Linked DNA regions of Homo sapiens: region 2 is linked to region 1. The links are chromatin loops, found by intact Hi-C in ENCODE. Cell type or tissue: A673. All regions are shown on one strand. Each heading gives the region's core, and the rest is flanking DNA. Links, peaks and the distances in the headings are about the cores only.

Evidence for each region. Hi-C counts contacts between places; a loop is a spot of excess contacts. Peaks named below come from ENCODE experiments on the same cell type or tissue, not always from the same donor. Only the 100,000 strongest peaks of a DNase experiment are listed, where the experiment ranks them.
Region 2: it touches region 1 in a loop (3-fold over the local background); 10 of 110 quality-filtered maps call a loop at or near these places.

The regions. Positions count from the first base shown.
Region 1 is chr5:37,406,972-37,417,575 of GRCh38, reverse strand. All of the region lies in intron 5 of WDR70 (WD repeat domain 70), which reads right to left. Among named protein-coding and RNA genes, the nearest start is that of WDR70, 33 kb to the right of the region's middle. In A673, for the core only: a CTCF peak has its summit at 4,401 (motif pointing left); a DNase peak (open chromatin) is centred at 4,385.
Region 2 is chr5:37,550,481-37,561,084 of GRCh38, reverse strand. All of the region lies in intron 9 of WDR70 (WD repeat domain 70), which reads right to left. Among named protein-coding and RNA genes, the nearest start is that of WDR70, 180 kb to the right of the region's middle. RefSeq lists a silencer at 7,604-7,898 and an enhancer at 7,604-7,898. In A673, for the core only: a CTCF peak has its summit at 5,966 (motif pointing right); DNase peaks (open chromatin) are centred at 6,804, 7,784 and 8,204; H3K4me3 peaks cover 1,910 bases; H3K27ac peaks cover 4,205 bases.

The DNA.
Region 1 (10,604 bases), core at 1,216-9,215:
CAGAGCAATACGCTGTCTCTTAAAAAAAAAAAAAACGTCGGTGGGGGTGGTGGCCGGGTGCAGTGACTCATACCTGTAATCCTAGCACTTTGGGAGGCTGAGACAGGCAGATCACCTGAGCCCAGGAGTTCGAGACCAGCCTGGGCAATATGAGGAAACTCCATCTCTAGAAAACACAGAAAAATTAGCCGGGCATGGTGGCGCCCACCTGTAGTTCCAGCTACTAGGGAGACTGAGATGGGAGGATTGCTTGAGCCTGGAAGATCAAAGCTGCAGCTGAGTAGTGAGCATGCCACTGCACTCTAGTCTGAGTGACAGAGCAAGACCCTGTCTCAAAAAAAGAAAAAAACAAAAACTTGTAAGTAAAGAGACTATAATCAAAGTCAGATAAAAAGTACCCCCATATTTGTCACTGCACTTAAAGTATGCTTTGGATTATCTTTATAACTTAGTCCATCTTCCTTAAAGTATCCTCATTTTGATCCATACTAGCAGTGTCCATCACATAGCAGATGCACAAAATATTTGTTGAGCAAAATAAAAACCACTGCTCAGAGGCAGAAACAACCCTTGAGAGGATACAAAAGCTTACCTGGAAAGGGAGCTTTAAAAAGACTGCACACTTTTGACATAATTGTGGAGGACTAGCCTAGAAATGTGTAAGTGGAGTATTAGCTTCTCAGCTTCTAAAGAGTAACTGTGGCTGGGCACGGTGGCTAACGCCTGTAATCCCAGCACTTTAGGAGGCCAAGGCTGGCAGATCACTTGAGGAGTTTGAGACCAGCCTGGCCAAGATGGCAAAACCCTGACTCTACTAAAATTACAAAAATTAGCCAGGCATGGTGGCACATGCCTGTAATCTCAGTTACTCAGGGGGCTGAGGCACGAAAATCGCTTGAGCCTGGGAGGTGGGGCTTGCAGTGAGCCGATATCACCCCATTGCACTCCAGCCTGGGTGACACAGGGAAACTATCTCAAAAAAAAAAAAAAAAGAAGCCCTCTCCCAAGCCCTCTCCCTCTCCCTCTCCCCACGATCTCCCTCTCCCTCTCCCCACGATCTCCCTCTCCCTCTCTTTCCACGATCTCCCTCTGATGCCGAGCCGAAGCTGGACTGTACTGCTGCCATCTCGGCTCACTGCAACCTCCCTGCCTGATTCTCCTGCCTCAGTCTACCCAGTGCCTGCAATTGCAGGCGCGCCGCCACGCCTGACTGGTTTTCGTATTTTTTTGGTGGAGACGGGGTTTCGCTGTGTTGCCCAGGCTGGTCTCCAGCTCCTAACAGCGAGTGATCCGCCAGCCTCGGCCTCCCGAGGTGCCGGGATTGCAGACGGAGTCTCGTTCACTCAGTGCTCAGTGGTGCCCAGGCTGGAGTGCAGTGGCGTGATCTCGGCTCGCTACAACCTCCACCTCCCAGCTGCCTGCCTTGGCCTCCCAAAGTGCCAAGATTGCAGCCTCTGCCCGGCCGCCACCCCGTCTGGGAAGTGAGGAGCGTCTCTGCCTGGCCGCCCATCGTCTGGGATGTGAGGAGCCCCTCTGCCTGGCTGCCCAGTCTGGAAAGTGAGGAGCGTCTCTGCCAGGCCGCCATCCCATCCAGGAAGTGAGAAGCGCCTCTTCCCGGCCGCCAGCCCATCTAGGAAGTGAGGAGCGTCTCTGCCCGGCGGCCCATCGTCTGAGATGTGGGGAGCGTCTCTGCCCCGCCGCCCCGTCTGGGATGTGAGGAGCGCCTCTGCCCGGCCGCGACCCCGTCTGGGAGGTGAGGAGCGTCTCTGCCCGGCCGCCCCGTCTGAGAAGTGAGGAGACCCTCCGCCCGGCAGCCGCCCCGTCTGAGAAGTGAGGAGCCCCTCCACCTGGCAGCCGCCCCGTCTGAGAAGTGAGGAGCCCCTCCGCCCGGCGGGAGGGAGGTGGGGGGGTCAGCCCCCCGCCCGGCCAGCCGCCCCGTCCGGGAGGGAGGTGGGGGGGGTCAGCCCCTCGCCCGGCCAGCCGCCCCGTCCGGGAGGGAGGTGGGGGGTCAGCCCCCTGCCCGGCCAGCCGCCCCACCCGGGAGGGAGGTGAGGTGGGGGGGTCAGGCCCCCCCCACCCCCAGCCGCCCCTTCCGGGAGGGAGGTGGGGGGATCAGCCCCCGGCCCGGCCAGCCGCCCCGTCCGGGAGGGAGGTGGGGGGGTCAGCCCCCCGCCCGGCCAGCCGCCCCGTCCGGGAGGTGAGGGGTGCCTCTGCCCGGCCGCCCCTACTGGGAAGTGAGGAGCCCCTCTGCCCGGCCACCACCCCGTCTGGGAGGTGTACCCAACAGCTCATTGAGAACGGGCCATGATGACAATGGCGGTTTTGTGGAATAGAAAAGGGGAAAGGTGGGGAAAAGATTGAGAAATCGGATGGTTGCTGTGTCTGTGTAGAAAGAAGTAGACATGGGAGACTTTTCATTTTGTTCTGTACTAAGAAAAATTCTTCTGCCTTGGGATCCTGTTGATCTATGACCTTACCCCCAACCCTGTGCTCTCTGAAACATGTGCTGTGTCCACTCAGGGTTAAATGGATTAAGGGCGGTGCAAGATGTGCTTTGTTAAACAGATGCTTGAAGGCAGCATGCTCCTTAAAAGTCATCACCACTCCCTAATCTCAAGTACCCAGGGACACAAACACTGCGGAAGGCCGCAGGGTCCTCTGCCTAGGAAAACCAGAGACCTTTGTTCACTTGTTTATCTGCTGACCTTCCCTCCACTATTGTCCTATGACCCTGCCAAATCCCCCTCTGCGAGAAACACCCAAGAATGATCAATAAAAATAAAAAAAAAAAGAATAATTGTGACTAGATCAGAAGCTAACTTTGATTCAATGAAATGTTTAGGAAGAAAGTAGCCATGCCCACAGCCAAGGATGGCCATTCCATTCATTCAACTAATATTTCTTGAGTACCTACTATGTGCTAGGTATCTGTCAAGCCACTGAGGATACAGCAGTAAAAAAAAAAAAAAAAAAACAGACTGTCCTCATAGAACTTACATTCTTATGTGAAGAAAGACAATAAACCAATACACAAAAATGTCAGATAATGATAAGTACCATAAAGCAGTGATAGGAAAAGAGGTGGGATGGGGAGCAGGGGGGACCTATATAAGATGGACAGAGAAGGTAACACTTGAGCACAGATCCAAGCAAAATAAGGGAGCCATGTGAAGTTCTGGGTATTATTCCATGTGGAAGAAAGAGTAAATAGAAAGTTTCCATGCGGGAATAAGAATAGAGGTCTCCAAAGAAAACCAGAAAGATCAATGTGGCTAGAGAGGAGTGAGCAAGCCAGGGGGTAGAAGGGGATAAAGTCAGTGTGATTTGCAGAGGCCAAGGCAAAGAACCTGAAGTGATAGGAAGAAACCAGACGTTTGGAGCAGAGAAGTGACAAGATCTGATATATATTTTCTTTTTTTTTTTTTTTTTTTGAGACAGAGTTTTGCTCCTGTTGCCCAGGCTGGAGTGCAATGCGCAATCAAGGCTCACCGCAACCTCCGCCTCCTGAGTTCAAGCGATTCTCCTGCCTCAGCCTCCCAAATAGCTGGGATTACAAGCATGCACTACCACGCCTGGCTAATTTTGTATTTTTAGTAGAGACAGGGTTTCTCCGTGTTGGTCAGGCTGGTCTCGAACTACCAATCTCAGGTGATCCATCCGCCTTGGCATCCCAAAGTGCTGGGATTACAGACGTGAGCCACTGTGCCCGGCAAGATCTGATATATATTTTCAAAAGTTTGGATTAGACTAATGATCACAGAAATAAACCTTATTCAACTTTATAGACTTCAATATTAAAGTATGAGGAAGCTATCCTTAAAATTCCCACATAGGAATCTTTTTTTTTTTTTTTTTGAGACAGAGTCTCGCTCTGTCGCCAGGCTGGAGTGCAGTGGTGCGATCTCGGCTCACTGCAACCTCCGCCTCCCTGGTTCAAAATGATTCTCCTGCCTCAGCCTCCCAAGTAGCTGGGATCACAGGCACACGCCACCATGCCCAGGTAATTTTTCTATTTTTAGTAGAGACAGGGATTCACCATATTCGCCAGGATGGTCTCCATTTCCTGACCTCATGATCTGCCCACCTCAGCCTCCCAAAGTGCTGGGATTACAGGTGTGAGCCACGGTGCCCAGTCAGGAATCTCTGTTACTTATCTAAAAAGCTTAAGATAAAATTTTAAATATATTTGAGAGAATTTTTCTGCATTCTTCTTCAGAGAAAAAAAAGTAATTATTCCAACACTAATCTCAATCTCAAACTCACTTGTTCCAGTCTGTAGAAGACATTATTTATAAAAGATTCTTTTTTTTCCTTCCACTATAGACAGGCAAAGGGAAAAACTGGATGCTTGCCAAAGAGCTTCTATTGCCCCCTAGTGCCCATTTTCACACATTAGCAGTTTCGAAACCCTAAGGAACATAGTCACTGGGTTTTGGAACACAGCTTCTAGCATCCTCTGCTGACATAACCTTGCAGGCGTAATTAAATTACTCTGTTTTAAAGGACATTAATTCTACTTTGAAGTTAAAATAGTTAAGTTTTCTCATACCAATTTTTTAAAACTTTTCTTCTTTAATTGAAGTCAACTTCAATTAAATTTAAATTGGTTATTGATCAAATATTGGTATTGATGATGAAAACAATGATAAAACCCAGCCATTCTGAGTGCCTAGTATGAGTCCTATGTTGCGTGTTTACATGAATCACCTTATTCTTACATCAACTCCTGGGAACTAAAAGATAGTTTTCTCCCGCTTTGAATTCTTCAGCCTCTCCCCATGTATCAGGGAAAGAGACTGACTGATACAGGTGGCTGGCAATGATCAAGGCCAAGGGGATGAGATGCCTCAGACCAGAAGACAAAGCAACACAGTGGTGGCCCAAACTTGGACTCCCCACCACAGAACGTGCTAGCCAGGGAGTCAGACAGAGTTCATGGAGAACAGGTGCTCACAACTAGAAAGCTGCTGTTACATCCAGCCCTTAGTTACAGTCATAAAAATCCAACTTTCTATTTTCTGTAGTAATGGGAAACAGGATAGCAAAGATAATGAAAATCCTCAGTAATCCTAAAGTTTCCATTTAATTATGAGTTAGAACCTCCTTCATCCCTAAAAAAAAAAAATTAGAATCATGAACAAGTAATAGAAATGGTTAAAAGATGTTTTGTTTTGTTTTGTTTTGCTTTGAGATGGAGTCTCACTCTTGTCACCCAGGCTGGAGTGCAATGGCAAGATCTCAGCTCACTGCAACCTCCACCTCCCGGGTTCAAGCAATTCTCCTGCCTCAGCTTCCCGAGTAGCTGGGATTACAGGCGTGCTCCACCACGCCCAGATAATTTTTGTATTTTTAGTAGAGACAGAGTTTCACCATGTTGGCCAGGCTGGTCTCGAACTCCTGACCTCAGATGATCTGCCCGCCTCAGCCTCCCAAAGTGCTGGGATTACAGACATGTGCCATAGCATCCAGCCAAAAGATGATTTTTCACCTGTTTTCTCTGATACTTCCCACTTGAATTTTTTTTTTACTTAGTTCTAAGAAAAATAATCATAATCCTTCAAATTCTACTGGAAAGAACAATTTTATTACCATTATAGATAAACAAAATGGAATAAAATAAGTAAAAAAAAGTTTATCAAAAAGAAATTATAATATAATTAATATTTTTAATATAGTGCCTTTAGCAGTAAAACTAAATCCAACTACTAACTAGTAACTGAAGTAAAATACATATAAGAAACAAAAAAATTAATCACAGTTGGGACAGTGTGGTTTATAACGTACCTACTAGTAAGTACTCTGGTAATTTTGCTTCCAATTTTAGAGCTATCAAATTGTTTTTTTCAAATCAAGACGGAGTCTCATTCTGTAGCCCAGGCAGGAGTACGGTGGCATGATATCAGCTCACTACAACCTCCACCTCCCAGGTTCAAGTGATTCTCATGTCTCAGCCTCCCGAGTAGCTGGAATTACAGGTGCGTGCCAACACACCCGGATAATTTTTGTATTTTTAGTAGAGATGGGGTTTGGCCATGTTGGCCAGGTTGGTCTTGAACTCATGACCTCAACTGATCCACCCGCCCTGGCCTCCCAAAGTGTTGGAATTACAGGTGTGAGCCACTGCATCTGGCCAAAAAAAAAAATCATTTGTAAACAGTATTGTAACTAGGAGGGGCACAAGGAACTATAGAGATGACAGAAATGTTCTGTACCTTATTTGGGATGGTGGTTTCACATAATATATACAACTGTCAAAATTCACCAAACTGAACCTTTAAGATCTGTGCACATTATTATATTAAATAACACCTTAAAAGCAAGGTATGGTGGTTCACACCTGTTATCCAGCACTTTGGGAGGCCAAGACAGGAAAGCGGCTTGAGGCCAGGAGTTTTGAGACCAACCTGAGCAACACAGCAAGACCTTATTTCCACAAAATAAAAATAAAAAAACAAATAGTTACACCTTAATAAAAACAATCACACTTTTTAGAAAGTATTGTGTGACTGTTTTAAGGAAAGAAAACTACAACTTTTTCTGATTCATTTGCCAGGTAGGTTCATAAGCTATCAAAATAAAGCGAGAATAAAGTTTTAATCTATAAATTTAATTAACTAAGTCATCTCTATCTTGAGGCAGCTCTTACAATTATTAAACTATAATGTATCTAAATTGTAAGGTTAGGGCAAGGCATGTATAATGGTTCTTATGGAAATAGATGTTTATTTACAGTTCTATGCTCACATTTCCTTTGTTCACACTTCCATACCTACTTCCATTTTCCATATAGAAACTAAGGGCTATGTGTCATAAAGAAAAAACACATTTGAATGTCACAAGCTTTTCATTTATAAAAACCAAAAATGTTCAATTCCATTTAACAAATATGTACTCTGTACATACCATTTATAAGGTATTGCATTAGAAGACACAGGACTTTTAAAAAACTACCATACCTTTCATACAAAAGTTCCTGTACTTGAGGTCTTAATATATGATTGGAAAAGAAAGGTAAGGGAGTTAGGACAAGCACACAAATAATGATTTAACAACAAGAAGCCAGAAACCAAGCCTGGGAAGTAGCAAATGCAGCTAGCATCTGGAGAGGTTGCTTAGAGGAAATTATATTTCAAATGGTCCCTAAAGGGTACACAGAATTTTAACAAGCAGAAACTGGAGGAATGAGAAAGTAGCATTAAAGTTTTCATCAGTACTCAAGTCAAAACTAGCAGACTCAGGCCAGGCACAGTGGCTGACAACTATAATCCCAGCACTTTGGGAGGCCATGGCAGGCAGATTTCTTGAGCCCAGGAGTTCGAGACCAGCCTTGGCAACATGGGAAGACCTTGTCTCTAAAAAAGAAAAAAAAAAAAAAAAAAAAACTAACAAACTCCAAGCTGGGTGGACTCACATTCGCCTGTAGTCCTAGCTACTTAGGAGGCTTAGGCAGAAGCACTGCTTGAGCCCAAGAGTTTTAGACCAGCCTGTGCATCATAGCAAAACCCTATCTCTTAAAAAAAAAAACACTAGTGGACCCCTTTCTCAGAGAAAATGAATGGGCAACATAGAGATTGGTGAAGTCTGAAAGATTTATGCATCAGGTCTTCTATATATTTGCCTATTGTGATGAAAGATTTGACATGTCTTTGAAAAAATATTCTGAATTACTGATAAAGCCACTGCTAACTGAGGAATGAATTATAATAGTTGTGAAAAATAACGGGAAAGAGTGAATAACTAAAACATTCTCTTAAAAAAAGCCAGTTTCTCAGCCGGGCATGGTGGCTCACGCCTGTAATCCCAGCACTTTGGGAGGCCGAGGTGGGTGGATCACCTGATGTTCAGGAGTTTGTGACCAGCCCGGCCAGCATGGTGAAAACCCGTCTCTACTAAAAATACAAAAATTAGCCGGGCATCCTGGCACACACCTGTAATCCCAGTTACTCGGGAAGCTGAGGCGGGAGAATCGCTTGAACCCAGAAGTCAGAGGTTGCAGGGGGACGAGATCGCACCACTGCACTCCAGCCTGGGCAACAAGAGCAAAACTCCATCTCCAAAAAAAAAAAAAAAGTAAGGCCAGTTTCTCACATTTGTTAGTGGGAGCAAGGAAAAAGGCAGTTTTTATACCTTCATTTCCCTTATGAGTGCTTCAGTGATCCTCGGTATAAACAAACCTGACAGATACACAGTCAAGCTTGACAAAAATCTCGGCTGAGGCTAGTTTTTTGGAATCTTCCCTTAATAAAATAAACCAAAAAGATTACATCTCATTTCCGAAGAGAAACAGTAGAATAACTACACAGCAGAACCAGACACAAAAGAATTCAAATGAAATTCAGCCAGGCATGGTGGCTCACGCCTGTAATCCCAGCACTTTAGGAGGCCGAGGCGGGTGGATCACCTGAGGTCAGGAGTTCGAGACCAGCCTGACCAACATGGTGAAACCCCATCTCTACTAAAAATACAAAAATTAGCTGGGCATGGTAGCAGGTGCCTGTAATCCCAGCTACTCGGGAGGCTCAGGCAGGAGAATCACTTGAACCCAGGAGGCGGAGGTTGCAGCGAGCCAAGATCACACCATTGCACTCCAGCCTGGGCAACAAGATGAAACTCCATCTAAAAAATAATAATAAAAATGAAATTCATGCATGTTAATACTCTGACCAAATCTTAAGAGTTTAAAGATTGCATTAGTACCAATAAACTTTACACTTTTTATTCCTTTGGAGAAAGGTAGCTAATGTTCACAAGTATGAAATAAAATCAAATAAGCACACATGCTATATATATTATATATAATACACACACACACAATATTAAAGAACCATTCACAATGGCTAAAAAGACCCAAAAAAATTCAAAATAAATAACTTGTCATTGCTATAACTGAAAGCAACAAATATTGAATATAGATACTCACTGCTTAGTTGCTAGTTGCCCCTTATCATCCATTCTTTGTATTGGAAGCATTAAATTTTAGGTAGACTCCTGGCCTCCAAAAAAGAAAAACTATTACACTTCTCAAGTTAAACAAAGATACAAAGTTCAAAATGAGGAGGCTTCTTTATCCTTATCCCTCTACCTTCTTTTTTCAATTTTTTGAGCCAAGTGTCTCGCTCTGTCTCCCAAGCTGGAGTGCAGTGGTGCAATATCGGCTCACTGGAACCTCCACCTCCCAGGTTCAAGTGATTCTCCTGCCTCAGTCTCCTGAGTAGCTGGGATTACAGGCGTGTGCCATGACACCTGGCTAATTTTTTTATATTTTTAGTAGAGATGGGGTTTCACTATGTTGGCCAGGCTGGTCTCAAACTCCTGACCTTAGGTGATGCACCCACCTCAGGCTTCCAAAGTGCTGGGATTACAGGCATGAGCCACTGCGCTTGACCTTGTCCCTCTACCTTCTTACTGACAAAAATGCAAAATTAATGGCTACAGCTACAGCATCTAACTTGAAGCCTGTATACTAAAGATGGCAGAAAAAAAGACAGACGCAGACGAGATCTGAGATATCCTGGACCTGCAAACTAGTTCTATTCCATTTAACTCCTTATTCATTAATGTGAGGGAGAGAAAAGACTTCTATCTTGTTTAAGCCACTGTTGTTTTGCATTTTCTGTCACTGGCAGCCAAATTAATAATACACTAACTAATATACACTTAAAACAGGCTCCACACTCAATTCCACAGGCTTCTAAGTATGGGAGGCAGCATCATACTGTAAAAGCATGGTTAGGCTGGGCACAGTGGCTCACCTGCCTGTGGCTCACACCTTTAATCTTAGCACTTGGGGAGGCCAAGGCAGGAGGATCTCGTAAGGCCAGAAGTTTGAAACCAGCCTAGGCAACATGGCAAGACCCCGTTTCTACAAAAACAGACAAAAGGCGTAAAAGGAAAAAAAAAAGCACAGATAGCCTACGTGTGCATAACATCTCTCTCACTTAATAGCTAAAGTAGGCAAATAAATAAATTGGACTAATTATTTAACCTCTGTGGGAAAAATTTGAGAAATATTTACCAATTATTTAGTGGTTCTGACTTATTTCTATTTTTTTTAAGATGGAATCTCACTGTCACCCAGCCTGGAGTACAGTGGTACGATTTTTAGCTCGTTGCAACCTCCGCCTCCCAGGCTCAGGTGATCCTCCTGCCTTAGCCTCCTGAGTAACTGGGACCACAGGTGCTCACTACACCCGGCTAATTATTTTTTGTATTTTTGGTAAAGATGGGGTTTCGCCATGTTGATCAGGCTGTTCTTGAACTCCTGAGCTCAGGTGATCCAGCCCCCCTTGACCTCCCCAAGTGCTGGGATTACAGGTGTAAACACTACACCGGCCTGACTTACTTAAATGTTATGTCTTGAAAAGCTTTATACTATTCTTTATATTCAGGCCCATCTCTCCCTAACTTTATTACTTTTGAGACAGTCTCACTCTGTCCCCAGGCTGGAGTACAGTGGCAAGATCATGGCTGGCTCACTGCAATCTCAAACTCCTGGACTACACCTAATTATTTGTTGTTATTCCTATTGTGAAAAAGTTATCTTTCACATTTAACACTTTAAACTGAACATTATTAAATGAATCTAACAGTTTTCGTTAGTTCCT
Region 2 (10,604 bases), core at 1,171-9,170, 140 kb before region 1:
AAGAATGCAGTTGACTCAGTAATAATGACATATACATGAACCTGCCAGTCATAGGTGTACCACATGGCCGGCTCAGCCAAGCTTTGACTTGTATTTTTTTCTTCAAGATTGGCTTCTTGGTGGTCTGCACCTATAGTCCTAGCTTCTCAAGAGGCTGGAGAAGGAGGACAGCTTGAACCCAGGAGTTCAAGGCTGCAGTGGGCTATTATTGCACTAGTGCAATCTGTCTGGGTGACAGAGCAAGACTCTGTCTCTTAAAAAAAAAAAAAAAAAAATCTGCTTCTGCAAGCCCTGTTCATGTAATAAAATAAATGACGAATAGCTAATAGGATGTCCAGGGAAGGCCCAGTGAAGGCCCAGTGATTCCAAATGTCACAAAGCTTCTAGCTGCTAACAAAGAGGCCTAGTCTCTTTTTTATAAAGAACTATTGAAGCATATTAGATAGGCTCATTTATAATTTGGAATATGCAGTTGCATAACTTGAAGAAATTATGGTAGGAATTAGCAATAACTAATAAAGTTTAATTTATGTTTGGTCAGCAAAGTGTATATAATTTAAATATTTGAAACAGCAGAAAAATAAGAAGGAAAAGTGTCAACTATAGACATACAGCTTACCAGGTAGACTCTCATATTTGACTTTAAACTGAGAGTTCTGGAGAGGTGTGCCCTGTAGCTCATAAGATACATCCTAACAGAAGGAGCTGAACTAGATGAAGAGAAAACATATGGACCAACAGGTCAGAGAAATAACTTTAAATAAAGTAAAAAAAACAATTCATTGAAAGTGCAAAATCTGTAATGATTTTGAAAAATATCTGGCCCTGATCTGCTTCTCCAAACAATACAACATTAGCAATTTATAATATTTACATTAAAAAAAGTAGTGTCTATCTCTCTCTCTTGAATTATAGAAACTCATAATTCAGGCTAAATGGAAACAATTATTCGCTTTTCTTGGTTTTAAGTACTCTCTCACTAGTTTGCTTAAGTTGGCTAACTAAAATATCAAAATTTTATTCTGCTATCAAAAAGAAATTATTCTAAAAAACATTAAAAATCTGAAAGTTATTAGCATAATCAATAAATACAATAACACAAAGCTCATGAGTCAAAACAAGAAACTAAAACAGGTGACATTTTTAAATATAAGAAAAACAATTAGTTTATGTTATTAAGGGACAGTAAGAGTCAATTCATAATTTCCTAAGGCTTTCAAAAAGTTTTTTTTTTTTTTTTATACTGAATTTTGCTCTTGTTGCCCAGGCTGGAGTGCAACGGCGTGATCTCAGCTCACCACAACCTCTGCCTCCTGGGTTCAAGTGATTCTCTTTCCTCAGCCTCCCAAGTAGCTGGGATTACAGGTGTGTGCCACCACCCCCAGCTAATTTTTGTATTTTTAGTAGAGACGGGGCTTCACCATGTTGGCCAGGCTGGTCTTGAACCCCTGACCTCAGGTGATCCACCCGCCTCGTCCTCCCGAAGTGCTAGGATTACAGGCGTGAGCCACTGCGCCCGGCCTCAAAAAGCTTTATACTCCTACTGACTAACACATTTCTGGCAATCAACACCCAAATAAATCAATATTTCTATAAAACTTTACAGGAATATGCTCTGGATTAATATTTGTGTTAAGTGAGATGAAGGAGGAGGAGAATGGGTAAAGGAAAAAGCATGAGAGAGGAAAAGTGGGGGAGGAAGACAGAAAGGAGGTAGAAGAGAGAGAGTGGAAGAGTAGAGAAGGGCTAAGAATAAATTCGATATGATAAATTATGCCAGGCCAAATTATAAGAAAAGTTCAATACATCTTGCTTAGTGATGAGGATAGTGTAGCATAAGAATACACAGAATTGGCCTGGCATGGTGGCTCACGCCTGTAATCCCAGTACTTAGGGAGGCCAAGGAGGGTAGGTTACAAGGTCAGGAGTTCGAGACCAGCCTGGCCAACACAATGAAACCCTGTCTCTATTAAAAATACAAAAATTAACTGGGCATGGTGGCGGGCACCGGTAATCCCAGCTCCTCGGGAGGCTGAGGCAGGAGAATCGCTTGAACCTGAGAGGCAGAGGTTACAGTGAGCCAAGAGCACACCACCACACTCTCCAGCCCAGGCGACGGAGCTAGATTCCATCTCAAAAACAGAAAAAGAAGAAAAAAAAAAAAAGAATACACCAAATTATGACAGTAAGTATCAGGGTAAGAAAAATTAATAATCCAGCTATGGGAAAGAGGTAAGGATGGGAATAAGTAAGAAAAGGACAACAAAACTAGGCTTACTAACTTGAAAATGATATCGCTGTGGAGCCACCCAACCTGCTTTCCCTATAGAGGAATTAAAATGTATCTATATAAATAATACAGATGGCTGACAGATAACGCAGAACAGAGAAATAAACTTTTGTCAAGAAGTGGGTATTTAGGAATCAAAGAAAAAAAATTGTTTTAAAGAATCAACGTGGGCTGGGTGCAGTGGCTCATGCCTCTAATCTCAGCACTTTAGGAGGCTGAGGCGGGTGGATTGTTTGAGCCGAGGAGTTCAAGACCAGCGTGGGCAACATGGCAAAACCCTATCTCTAAAAAAAAAAAAATTTTTTTTTAATTAACCAGGAAGGTGGTGTGCACCTATAGTCCCAGCTACCTGAGAGGCCCAAGTGGGAGAATCACTTGAGCTTGGGATGTCGAGGCTGCAGTGAACTGTAATTCTGCCACTGCATTCCAGACTGGGCAACCAGAGCAAAATTCTGTCTCAAAAAAAAAATCAAAGCTAAATACATTGTGTTCAAAACAAAACATTTAGGACAAACTACATGCAATTCAGGATCTTCAAAACATAAATATCAAACTATGTCAGAAAATCTAGACAGATTACATCATATCAGTATTCCTAAACAAATGGCTGATATTTCTGTTGAAGGTACATTCAGAAGGGCTTTCCTTGCATCTAAAAACAAATGAAATTCTTATAGAATTTTAACTACTACTGAAACCTGAATAGCCAAGGCGGTTGGCATATTTAGAGTAAAAGAGTGGTCATGCTAGTTCTTACAGGAAGTGTAATAAACCGATATTAGTTTCACAATACATTCCTTTCATATACCTTTCATCATACATAATAAATATACATAATACTCTTTTGAAGAGTATTCAAAAGAGTACTCTTTTGAAGAGTTTTCAAAAGAGTATAAATCTGAAGAGGAAAACTAAATTAGATGCTCATACAATACAAAATATAAATAATTTATTTTTTATTATATAGTCAACTCTGGCAAGGTAGATTACCTGATGTATGGATTAGCCATGAAATATATGTTGATTTAATAAGATATTTAGAATTACCATGAACCAGAGTTAAATGTCCTTATTAGAAGATACCTAACACTTGAAACTAGTTACCAAAAACTCAGCACTGACTCTGCTACAATGTTTAACTCCTCTTACCACTAAGTCTATAGTACCTCCCACCCCTTGCCAAAAGTGTGTCCCAAAATAATTACTTGAGATTCCCACACAAAAACCAAGTGAGGAAGAGAAGAAAAAAGGAAGGCTCTTGCAATTGCTGATCTTGTGAGAGAGTCATATGAGTTAATACAAAGTGCTTATAAGAGTTCACCTGGCACATAGCAAGTGGTTGGTAACACTGGCTACTACCCTCATACAAAAACAGTGTCTCAAGTCCTGGTCTCCACAAAGTCTCTAGTAAAAATAAATAGTCCATATTTGGCAAACTTATGGTTGATCTATTCAGGGTTCCTGTCTTGCCAATGGTCTTCAGAACCCATCAGCATTAATTACAATAGCTACTTGGCTGGTCATTAACATCAGTGATTTTGCTAACCTTTTTTTTTTTTTTTCATTTTTTTAAATGAACTTCACAGATTTCAAGCACTAACTTTGCTGTTTTGAAACAACAGGTAACCATGCTGGCTGGCCATAGATTTCATTCCATATTCAAGTACCACCAGATAGAGTTAATTCAATTCACCTGATCTTTTATTTTTAGCAGTTACACAGGTCTAAAATCAAAATCTCAATGATTTCATCTCTAACATACAATTGCATTTTTAAAAGGAAAACGAAATATTAAGCCCAGTGAAACCCCTCCATATTACTCCTTAATACTAATTTGGATGAAACAGGACTGGCAGTTGGCTCCCAACCTCCACAAGAGGCTCAACCTAGTTATTTAATCAATTTTATTACATAACCCTATGTTTAATGTCATCTCATATTTTACACAACTGAATATTTGGGGCTCCTTTTATAGTGTTATAGAAGGGTTTTGCTGTATCCCTAATTGACACATGACATTCCTATGTTTAAATTCTGCATTGTTCCTGCTCTCCAAGACTGACCAGCCCACCCTTCCCTATTTTCCTCTAATTGCTACTGCAATTTCCCACAGTCCCAAGGCATCTGCCTGGTTAAAAGGAATGTTAACAGCTGCATAAAATTATAAGATGAATTAAAAAATCATTAAAAAGAGATAGTACTCTATTGAAAAATGTGGAGATGAATAAAGCATTTGGTATTTCAAACATCATTAGTAAGTTTGCTTAAGATCAAGGACTTCTAAAAGAAAATATGACTTGAGTGAAGATAACATATGTTTATTATAGAAATTAAATATTTCAATTATCAGAGCTAGAAGAGAAACCGAGTAATTTTAAAACTTTTCAAAATCAATAAATTAGCTTTTTCAAACAGAATTTCATGTCTAAAACAGGTAAGTTAAGGGACTTGCTAGTCTACCCAATCCCTTGATATTAGAAGATAAAAACTAGATGATAGTAGCTACCACGGAATTGGTCAAATCATACAATTCAGTCAAGCAAGAATTAGTACACAAAAATAAATTCTTTGGAAAGTGGGACTATTTTTTCTCAAATACTTCTCTGCATCTAAACACAGACGATAATCATATGCTTTTTGAAAAAAAAAAAAAAAGAGGAAGAAAATCCAAAATATGGAACTAGTTGCATATGTAAGGTATTTAACAATACTATTTATAATAGAGAAAAGTGAGTAACAATGGCTTGGTTAATTATAGTACTTAAAACTGAACATTGGCTGGGTGCAATAGCTCACACCTGTAATCCCAGCACTTTGGGAAGCTGAGGCTGGTGGATCACCTGACGTCAGGAGTTGGAGACCAGCCTGGCCAACATAGTGAAACTCCATCTCTACTAAAAACATAAAAATTAGTCAGGCGTGTTGGCATATGCCTGTAGTCCCAGCTACTCGGGACGCTGAGGCAGGAGAATTGCTTGAACCCAGGAGGTGGAGGTTGCAGTGAGCCAAGATCACGCTACTGCACTACAGCCTGGGCAACAGAGCAAGACTCCATCTCAAAAACAAAACAAAACAAAACAAAAAAAACTGAACATTATACCACAAGTAAGAACTATATCACAGCAGGGAAAGGGGCTTCTGGCATAAGGTTAAGCGGGAAAAGGTGAAGTTTTAGGTAAACTATACTTATAGCATGCTCAAGTACATGTAAAAACATTCTAAGATATTTCCTCCTCTCAAAACATTACTAGTTCTGAACTATTAGAGCATGGGAATCAGGGGTGAGATCTTGCCTCACTAAACTGCCCAAGATTTCTGCAATGTTGTTATACTGCTTTTAGATATAAGGAAATACAAAGGGCACCAGAAAAAAAATCATAGACTTATTACCTCATAACCTTAAGAAATTCATTCATCAATCTAAGCATTTGAGAACTTCATCTCTTTTAATGTTTATGAGAATGTTGTGTTGGAAGTGGGGATAAGATAGAATTCATTTAATGCTTATAAATCATAAATAATAAACATCATTAATAAGTGTTTTAAGAGTCTAGGAAAAAAGACTGCCTCATATCACTACGTTATACTAATTATGCTGTGAACTGGTTGGGCTTTTCCTGTCAATTTTTTCTGTGAATTTTCCAATGCATTTGTTGCCTACAATTCTAGCAGCTGCCATTAGGTGGTGCCTTCTCATGGGAGCTAAGGCCTAAATAAAGGAAGAGGTAAGGTACACAACACAATTCTATAAACAGTAGAACATGTTATCAATAATCATAATAAAATGTAGCTAACTATTCACTCTAAGAGATGGCTGGCTACATAAGAAACATAATTTAAAGAAATGTAAATAATTCCCTAATACATATTTAAACCATATATTTAACCTTTATTTCCTCCATTAAGTTCCTGTAAAAATCTGTAACTAAGACACAGAGGCACATAACTGTAGTCCCAATACTCGAGAGGCTGAGGCAGGAGGGTCATGTAAGCCCAGGAGTTTGAGGCTGTAGTGCACTATGATTACACCTGTGAATAACCACTGCGCTCCAGCCTGGGTAACATAGCAATACCCTGTCTATTTAAAATGTGTGTGTGTGTGTGTGTGTGTGTGTGCGTGCAGGTGCATGCGTGTGTGAGTATGTGTGTGTGTGTGTCTGTTAGCCTAAAAGGTAACAGCCTACAGTTTATTCTGTTCACTGCTTCTGCTTATTTCTGCCTTGCTTTGACCACTTTAAGGCTTCTGGGATTTACAGCTGGGTATGAAATCTTACTGATGCCTGGAATTATTTTCATTTAGCTACTTTCCTGGACTTCCATTCATCTTTCAACCTCAATCTAAAACATTATTTCCATTGTGAAGCCTCCCCTGATCATCCAAGCAACATCTTCCTCCAAATCTCACAGAACTTGAGTCAGGCAGACCTAAGTATAATGCTTATTTAGCCCTCTGTAAGACAGTAGGCCAGCACATACACATATATTTTATGAGCCAGCAATGCTGGCCTATGACCAAGATTACATCAGCCTATAAAGCCAGCCAGTTCTTTATAGGCCAAGACCTAGCAGAGACAGGCTCACAATTTTCCACAATAGCTCTTAACAGATACATGACTTAGTAGCTGTCTTTGGTAATGCTGGCTAAGTACAAACAACCTGAGCGTACTTAAAAAAAAAAAAAAAAAAGGAGTATTGCACTAAATCAATGGCAAAGTTTGCAACAAATTAATTAACCAAATGGATCAACTGTCTCTGTGGAAGGCTGTTGTTAAAACAATATTCCATAATCCCTCTAAGACAGATGTTTATAAACCTTTCAATAATACTAACAATAATAATAGCAACTAACTTTTATGGAGTGCTACCATGTGATGACACTATTCTTAGCACTTTAAGTACATGAACTCAATTAATGCTCGCACAATCCCATTTTACAGAAGACAAAATAGAGGCATGGAGACATTAAATAACTTGCCAAAAGTCACACACTTAGTAAATGGCAGAGCCTGGATTCAAACCTAGATATTCTGGCTCCAGAGCCTGTCCTCAGAACTACTACATTATATTTCCTTGCAGCTAAAAGAAATATAGAATGTTTTCAAAATCTGGAGAAAAGACACAATAATGAACTTGTGACTGCGTACCACACTCAATAAAGGTGGTGATTTGCACATAGAAGATACATTTTACACAGCCTCAGCACATGCACAAGCACACATGCGCACGCACAGACACATACACACCTGAAACAAAAACTTCAGGAAACAGTACTGCTTGCGACACACACTGACAATTTCTACTCTATTTTATTTTGTAGAAAATGTTGGTCATGATGCCAAAAAAATCTTAACATTCAGTTTGAAAAAGCACCGCACTACCACAGGATCAGCCTTTAGTACACAACTATCCATTCTGAACAGGATACAGATGGTTGTGGGCTTAAGATAAGAAGGCCAGAGAAGGAATGTGGTATAACGGAGCCAGACGTGAGTTCCAATCCCTAACTCCACCCCTAAATAAATGTGTAACATAGCAAGTCACTTCCTTCTTTCAACCAATGCCTTGAAGATTAAGTTAGGGTATATAAAGCTCCCGGATCACAACACTCATAAAGAAAGGGCTATTTTCTTCCCCCACACCAACTATCAAGTTTACTCTGTTGGCTTAAAGTCCTTTTTATTAAAGCAGGGGCTGAGGTTATTTTGAAGTAAGAAAAGATCCAGAAATTGACAATAGGACTTACTGAAGATTCAAGCACCCTCTTATCTGCAGAGAACTTTCTCAGGCGAGTCTGAGCTAACTTGCAGGCTGAAAAGTACCTACAGGAAAACTCTGCTCTTGGACTATAGAATCTGTGTCTCTTGACAATTAGGGCTTCTTGTTACTCTGAAGAAACAATCCAGAATGAGCCACTTCCATCCTATTGCTGTAACTTAGCATTATGAGTGTCAATGATCACAGGAGACAGGAAAGCACCCTGGAGAGTAAGGACCATGTTGTTTTTATCTCTGTGCATTCAGCTCAAGGCTGGTGCCAAATGTAGCGAACGACCCAAAATAGTAGATATTTTTAAAAAATGTTTGTGGAGTTTAACTGAAGAAAAATTTTCAGCTCTGGCAAATGGAGAAAGGGCACTCTAAATGCAAACCTGTATCTATCATCTTATCATCTGTTTCACTTCTGTGGGACCCCTTTTTTGCCTCTTATTCCTGCACTCAAACAAAAGGTAACCATTCTTGGTAACTACTTTTATGCTATCCACTGCTTTCACTCCTCTTGCTAATCAAAGTCCTTCCTAATGAAAGTTTACCACTGGCTTGCTTCTTTGTAGTTTAAAAATTCTTCTTAACATAGATAACTGGTATTTCTTTAAAGGTCAGGATTAAATTAATGTAGTCTAAGTCTTATTTTACAGATAAAGACACTGGTTCAGAAAGGACAAATACGTTGCCTAAGCTTAGACAAGGAGTAGATGATAGATGTTGAATTTATGTTTCAAGCTTTGCGCGATAGTAATAGCAAACTTGGCCTTTTGTATTTAAAATGCATCTGGTTGAAGGAAACAAAAAACAGAATGGAAGTAAATATATTAAGTATCTACTATGTGCTAAGTACTGTGCCCTCTATACATCATCACATTTAAAGCTTGCAACAAACCTACAAAGTTGTACAAATATTTATCTTATAAATTATCTGGTTGACATAAAAAAAAATATGGAGCTCGGCTGGGTGCAGTAGCTCATGCCTGTAATACCAGCACTTTGGGAGGTCGAAGCAGCTGGAATGCCTGAGGTCAGGAGTTCGAAACCAGCCTGGCCAACATGGTGAAACCCCATCTCTACTGAAAATACAAAAATTAGCCGGGCATGGTGGTGGGCGCCTGTAATTCCAACTACTCGGGAGGCTGAGGCAGGTGAATCACTTGAACCCGGGAGGCAGAGTTTGCAGTGAGCGAGATTGCACCACTGCACTGTAGCCTGGGCGACAGAGTGAGACTCCGTCTCAAAAAAAAAAAAAAAAAAAAAACTAAACAATGAAACAATAAAAAATAATTTTTTTTTTTTTTTGAGAAAGAGTCTCACTTTCTCACCCAGGCTGGAGTGCAATGGCACAGTCTCAGCTCACTGCAACCTCCATCTCCTGGGTTCGAGCGATTCTCCTGCCTCAGCCTCCCAAGTAGCTAGGACTAAGGCATGTGCCACCACACCCAGCTAATTTTTTGTATTTTTAGTAGAGACAGGGTTTCACCATGTTGGCAAGGCTGGTCTTGAACTCCTGACCTCGTGATCCACCTGCCTCGGCCTCCCAAAGTGCCAGGATTAGAGGTGTGAGCCACCATGCCCAGCTAAAATAATAACTTTTTCAAGACACAGACAGCACAATAAGACATAAATAGTAATAACAAAAAGTTAAAAAGCTAGGGGACTATGTTAAGGCACAGTCTTCACTAGTTTTTTTTGTTGTTGTAATTTTTTTTTTGCGGAGGGGGGGAACAAAGTTTTACTCCTGTTGCCCAGGCTGGAGTGCAATGGTGTAATCTCAGCTCACCGCAACCTCTGCCTCCCGGGTTCAAGTGATTCTCCTGCCTCGGCCTCCTGAGCAGCTGGGACTACAGGCATGTGCCACCATGCCTGGCTAATTTTTTGTATTTTTAGTAGAGATGGGGTTTCTCCATGTTGGTCAGGCTGGTCTTGAACTCCTGACCTCAGGTGATCCACCTGCCTCGCCTCCCAAAGTGCTGGGATTACAGGCGTGAGCCACTGCACCCAGCCAGTCTTCACTAGTTTTCTTTTGCTTGTTTGTTGATTTGTTTATGCAAATAACGTTAAGCTGCTATCATCTTAAAATAATGGGTTACAAGATAGTATCTGCAAGCCTCATAGTAACCTCAAACCAAAAAAACATACAACAGATACACAAAAAATAAAAAGCTAAATCAATCACCTTCACTAAGAAACAGACAGGAAGGAAAGAAAGGAAGGAAGAGAAGACCAAAAAATAACCAGAAAACAAATAACAAAATGGCAGGAACAAGTCCTTACTTATCAATAATAACACTGTATGTAAGTGGACTACACTCTCCAATCAAAAGACATGGAGTGGTTCAACAGATAAAAGAACAAGACTCACTGATCTGCTGACTACAGGAAACACACCTCCCCTATAAAGACACACAGACTGAAAATAAAGGGGTGCAAAAAGATATTCCATGCCAATGGAAACCAAAAAAGAGCAGGAGTAGCTATACTTTGTTGACAGAAAACCAGCAAAGAAACATCAGACCTAATCTGCACTGCAGACCAAATGGATCTAA